Linked DNA regions of Homo sapiens: region 1 is linked to region 2. Evidence: chromatin loops called from intact Hi-C (ENCODE). Cell type or tissue: mucosa of descending colon. All regions are shown on one strand. Links, peaks and the distances in the headings refer to the core of each region. The heading gives the core; the rest is flanking DNA.

Region 1 (2,910 bases), core at 190-2,689, 210 kb before region 2:
CTGAGGCAGGAGAATCGCTTGAACCTGGGAGGCGGAGGTTGCAGTGAGCCGAGGTCGCGCCATCGCACTCCAGCCTGGGTGACAGTGTGAGACTCCGTCTCAAAACAGAAAGAAAAAGAGAGAGAGGAAGAAAGGAAGGAGGGAGGGAGGGAGGAAAAGAAGAAAGGAAAGGAAAGGAAGACAGACAAGGCAGAAGTAATCAAGCCTTTCATGGTGAGCTGGGTCTTCTGGTGACAGTGCAGAGAATGGTCTGTCCTGACTTAAATTTCCTGGTGACCTACACTTTTCTGGACAGAGCAGCACAGAGCCCAAGAGGGTGTAAGGAGGAGCAGAAAGGAATCCCAGGGTGGGCAGGCCCGTGCGAGAGCCTTTGGGGGAAGGAATGAGACTTTGAGCCGGGAAGCGAGGCAAAGCTACCTGTCTTGGTCATTGTCTTCAGGGAGGGAGATGGAGGGGGACCAGGTGGGGGAGCCTCACAGGGGACTTTGGTCTGACTTGTCAAGTTTTCTTTTTTTCTTTTTGAGATGGAGTCTTGCACTGTTGCCCAGGCTGCAGTGCAGTGGTGCGATCTCGGCTCACCGCAAGCTCCGCCTCCTGGGTTCACACCATTCTCCTGCCTCAGCCTCCCGAGTAGCTGGGACCACAGGCACCGCCACCACACCCAGCTAATTTTTTGTATTTTTAGTAGAGACGGGGTTTCACTATATTAGCCAGGATAGTCTCGATCTCCTGACCTCGTGATCCGCCCGCCTCGACCTCCCAAAGTGCTGGGATTACAGGTGTGAGCCACTGTGCCTGGCCTACTTTATTTTTTAGAAACAGGACTGTGCTCTGTTGCCCATGCTGGAGTGTAGGGTGCAGCTGTGCGGTTCACTGCAGCCTTGAACTTCTGGGCTTGACGGATCCTGCCATCTTAGCAGCTGGGACTACAGGTGCATGCCAGCACACCAGTTTTCTTTTTTTTTTTATCTCTGCTCACTGCAATTCCGCCTCCTGGGTTCTAGCGATTCTCCTGCCTCAGCCTCCCAAGTAGCAGGGATTACACGCACATGCCACCACACCCGGCTAATTTTTGTATTTTTAGTAGAGACAGGGTTTCACTATGTTGGTCAGGCTGGTCTTGAGCCACCGCGCCCGCCCGGCCTACACACCAGCTTAAAAAAAAGAAAAAAATAGCTGGGCGTGGTGGCTCATGCCTGTAATCCCAGCACTTTGGGAGGCTGAGGCAGGCAGATCACCTGAGGTCAGGAGTTCAAGACCAACCTGGCCAACATGGCGAAACCCTGTCTCTACTACAAATATAAAAATCAGCCAGGCGTGGTGGCGGGCTCCTCTAATTCCAGCTACTTGGGAGGCTGAGGCAGGAGAATCACTTGAACCCGGGAGGTGGAGGTTGAAGTGAGCCAAGATCGAGCTACTGCACTCCAGCCTGGGAGCAAGACTCCCGTCTCAAAAAAAAAAAAAAAATTTGTAGTGGTATGGAGGCCGGGCATGGTGGCTCACGCCTGTAATCCCAGAACTTTGAGGGGCCAAGGCGGGCAGATCATGAGGTCAGGAGTTCGAGACCAGCCTGACCAACATGATGAAACCCTGTCTCTACTAAAAATAACAAAAATTAGCCAGGCATGGTGGCGGGCACGTGTAGTCCCAGCTACTCGGGAGACTGAGACGGGAGAATCGCTTGAACCCAGGAGGCAGAGGTTGCAGTGAGCTGAGATCACGCCACTGCACTCCAGCCTGGGTGACAGAGTGAGACTCTGTCTCAAAAACAAACACAAACAAACATATATATATATACATGTATATATATAATATATATATACGTATATATACACGTGTATATATATAATATATATACACGTGTATATATATTATATACATATATATACACGTGTATATATATAATATATATACATATATACACGTGTATATATATAATATATATACGTATATATACACGTGTATATATAATATATATACGTATATATGTATATATTAATATATATACGTATATATACACGTGTATATATTAATATATATACGTATATATACACGTGTGTATATATTAATATATATACGTATATATGTGTGTGTGTGTATATATATATGTATATATATATATATATATACATATATATATACAGAGAGAGAGAGAGTAGTGATAGGTCTTGCTGTCTTGTCCAGGCTGATCTTGAACTCCCGGCCTCAAGAGACCCTCCCACCTCAGCCTCCCAAAGCACTAGGATTATAGGTGTAAGCCACAGTACCTAGCCTATTAAAAATTAATGTTAAACAAGAGGATGTGATGAGGGAGTTAGAGGGTGTGCCAGCCATGTGTTCCACAGCAGCAGGTCAGGAGACATTGGGGACATTTAGAGGAGCTGAAGAGGTGGCCAACCCTGTGCTCAGGAGGACGGGGGAGGGAGAGAGCAAGAGGGAGTTTGGGCTGGGGCAGAACGTACCTGGGTCCTGAGAGGATAAGAAGGTAGGGACTTGGCCCCTCCAGGCCTGACTCTGCCAGCAACCAGCTCCCTATCAGCAGACTCCAGGCCCCTACCCTTCAGCTCATCCTTCCTTATCACACATCCAAAACTCTGAATGTGGCCGGGCGCAGTGGCTCACGCCTGTAATCCCAGAACTTTGGGAGGCTGAGGCAGGAGGATCGCTTGAGAACAAGAGTTTGAGACCAGCCTAGGCAACATGGTGAAACCCCATCTCTACTAAAAATATAAAAATTAGCTGGGTGTGGTGGCACATGCCTGTTGCCCCAGCTACTCAGGAGGCTGAGGCAGGAGAATCACTTGAGCCTGGAAGGCGGAAGTTGTAGTGAGCAGAGATTGTGCCACTGCGTTCCAGCCTGGGCAACACAGCGAGACTCTGTCTCAAAAAACAAAAACTGGAATGTGTTTA
Region 2 (2,910 bases), core at 184-2,683:
AGGGGCAGTACCCTGTGTGTTTCCTCCTGGGGCAGGGCTCCTGTTGCTGCCCAGGACCCAGTGGAAAGGATGGTGTGACAGGTGCACCAGTGGACCCTGAGACACCCTCTTTGTCCTCAGGCTTTGACCAATGAGCACAGTAGCCAATCGGAGATCAAAGCTGGATAACCAGGAAAATCTGGATCTCAACTGTGTGTGTGCCTGGGGGTAGGACTGCCAGATTTAGCAAAACAAAAACAAATTTAAAAACAGGGTATATCTAGACCGGGTGCGGTGGCTCCTGCCTGTAATCCCAGCACTTTGGGAGGCCAAAGCGGGTGATCCACCTGAGGTCAGGAGTTAGAGGCCAGCCTGACCAACGTGGTGAAACCCCATCTCTACTAAAAGTACAAAAAGTTAGCCGGGCATGGTGGCGGGCACCTGTAATCCCAGCTACTTGGGAGGCTGAGGCAGGAGAATTGCTTGAACACCCAGGAGGCAGAGGTTGCAGTGAGCTGAGATTGCACCATTGCACTCCAGCCTGGGCGACAAGAGTGAGACTCCGTCTCAAAAACAAACAAACAAACAAACAGAAAAAACAGGATATCCAGTTAAATTTGAATTTCAGATAAACAATTTTAAAATAATGTCTCAAGCAGAAGTTGGAACATACTTATACCCAAAAAGTATTTGTTTATTTGTAATTCCAATTTAACTGGCATATTATTCTGTATTTTATCTGGCAACCTAGAATGGGGGTAATAGCCCCCCAAATCGCTCCCTTTGTTAATTGGTCCCTGTCTTCTGTCCCCCAACCCCTAAAGGCAGCAGCTGACTCCCCCAACTAGGGGCGGGGCCTGTTAGGGTCAGGCAGTGCCTCTAACCCAGACGCTGAGCAGGAGAGCAGAGAGGGGGTGCTTCAGCCTGAAACTACCCCTTCCCCAGAAGGCTGGGGTCCCAGGCGGGCCTGGCACCTGGGCTCAGAGGCTCTGGCTGGATTTGCCAAACTCCCTGATTGTAGCATGTTTGTTTCTGGTCTGGGGAGCTGTTGAGTACCTGGAGCTGCCCTCTTCCCTGGGGCTCCTCCTGGCAGGCGGCTTCCGACCCTGCCCTCAGGTGGGCTGGCCCTTTCCAGGGCAGGAGAAAAGATACCTCTCCAGAAAAGAGGGAGGCGCAGCCTGGGAGTGGGGGCTCGACCCAGGAGCGAGAAAGAGGAACCCCAGCCAGGCAGGACCCGCCCCAGAAGGTCACTGCTGTTGCTGGCAGCCAGTGAAAAGAGGATCCAGAAAAGGAGAGGGCTTGTTTCTGGTCAGCACCGAAGAAGGAAGGTGTGGAGAGGAGGGGCCGGGCCGAGAGCAAATACCGCCTTTTTGGTGCAGCAGCAGCCCTGTCTCTGACCCCGGCCGTCCTGGGGAGATGAGGTTTAAACCAGCAGACCCTGAAGGGAAACTTGCAGGACCCACAGCAAGCCTGGTACAGGCGGAGGAGGCCTTGCTGTCCCTTTTTGGCCCGTGGGGCTGTCCATCTTAAATTTAAGGAAGAGGGAGGCGGGGTGCAGGGACTCACACCTGTAATCCCAACACTGTGGGAGGTGGAGGCGGGGTGCAGGGACTCACACCTGTAATCCCAACACTGTGGGAGGTGGAGGCGGGAGGATCGCTTGAGCCCAGGGGTTCAAGACCAGCCTAGGCAGCATAGTGAGACCCCATCTCAATTTAATAAATAAATAAGGAAGAAAGAGGGAGACAGTAGCTGCTCAAATCATGGGTGGGAAAGCTGGGCCTGGGAGCGTTTAGCTGGTGGGGTCTTGGCGAAGGCGGGGGACGGGCAGAACCTTGGGTTCATCATCTCTGGGAACCCTTTGTGCACCCATCACCTAGCAACAGGATGCAGCCTTCCCTCCGCCCTGGAAGGCCAGGTCACAAAGGCCATCAGGGCTTGTCCGGGAGCCGGTATCCCCTAAGACTGCCCTGTGCCTCTCGCGGCGATCCCGGCCCAGCGGCTGGGCGTTAGGGCCACCGCTCATGTGCGTCATCTGCTTCGTGAAGGCGCTGGTGCGCGTGTTCAAGATCTACCTGACCGCCAGCTACACCTACCCATTCCGCGGCTGGCCCGTGGCCTTCCGCTGGGATGACGTGCGCGCCGTGGGCCGGAGCAGCAGCCACCGGGCGCTGACCTGCGCGGCAGCCGCGGCGGGCGTGTGGTTGCTGCGGGACGAGACGCTGGGCGGGGATGCGCTGGGGCGGCCTCCACGTGGGGCGCGCAGCCAGGCGCAGTGCCTCTTGCAGCAGCTCCGCGAGCTGCCCGGCCAGCTCGCTAGCTACGCGCTGGCCCACTCGCTGGGCCGCTGGCTCGTGTACCCCGGCTCCGTGTCCCTGATGACGCGCGCGCTGCTGCCGCTGCTGCAGCAGGGCCAAGAGCGCCTCGTGGAGCGCTACCACGGCCGGCGCGCCAAGCTGGTGGCCTGTGACGGCAACGAGATCGACACTATGTTCATGGACCGCCGCCAGCACCCGGGCAGCCACGTGCACGGGCCGCGCCTCGTCATCTGCTGCGAAGGCAACGCGGGCTTCTACGAGATGGGCTGTCTGTCTGCACCGCTCGAGGCCGGCTACTCCGTGCTGGGCTGGAACCACCCCGGCTTCGGCAGCAGCACTGGCGTGCCCTTCCCTCAGCACGACGCCAACGCCATGGACGTGGTGGTCGAGTACGCACTGCACCGCCTGCACTTCCCGCCCGCGCACCTGGTGGTCTACGGCTGGTCTGTTGGCGGCTTCACGGCCACCTGGGCCACCATGACCTACCCGGAGCTGGGTGCACTGGTGCTGGACGCCACCTTCGACGACCTTGTGCCGCTGGCGCTGAAGGTCATGCCCCACAGTTGGAAGGGGCTGGTGGTGCGCACCGTGCGCGAGCACTTCAACCTCAACG

What was found. A loop is a pair of places that touch in the nucleus more often than their neighbours do. Peaks named below come from ENCODE experiments on the same cell type or tissue, not always from the same donor. Only the 100,000 strongest peaks of a DNase experiment are listed, where the experiment ranks them.
Region 1: a loop joins it to region 2, with 7 times the contacts of the local background. A loop is called at or near these places in 15 of 110 quality-filtered maps.

Annotation. Positions count from the first base shown.
Region 1 is chr20:63,645,852-63,648,761 of GRCh38, forward strand. All of the region lies in intron 1 of STMN3 (stathmin 3), which reads right to left. Among named protein-coding and RNA genes, the nearest start is that of STMN3, 6.1 kb to the right of the region's middle. RefSeq lists a silencer at 2,385-2,679. In mucosa of descending colon, for the core only: no CTCF peak of the experiment used is centred there; no DNase peak of the experiment used is centred there.
Region 2 is chr20:63,859,538-63,862,447 of GRCh38, forward strand. ABHD16B (abhydrolase domain containing 16B) reads left to right here and starts at 1,961. Exons shown (of 1, transcript NM_080622.4): 1 at 1,961-2,910. The coding sequence starts at 2,004. It overlaps ABHD16B-AS1 (ABHD16B antisense RNA 1), which reads right to left. Exons shown (of 2, transcript NR_165314.1): 2 at 1,678-2,910. In mucosa of descending colon, for the core only: no CTCF peak of the experiment used is centred there; DNase peaks (open chromatin) are centred at 1,216, 1,903 and 2,493.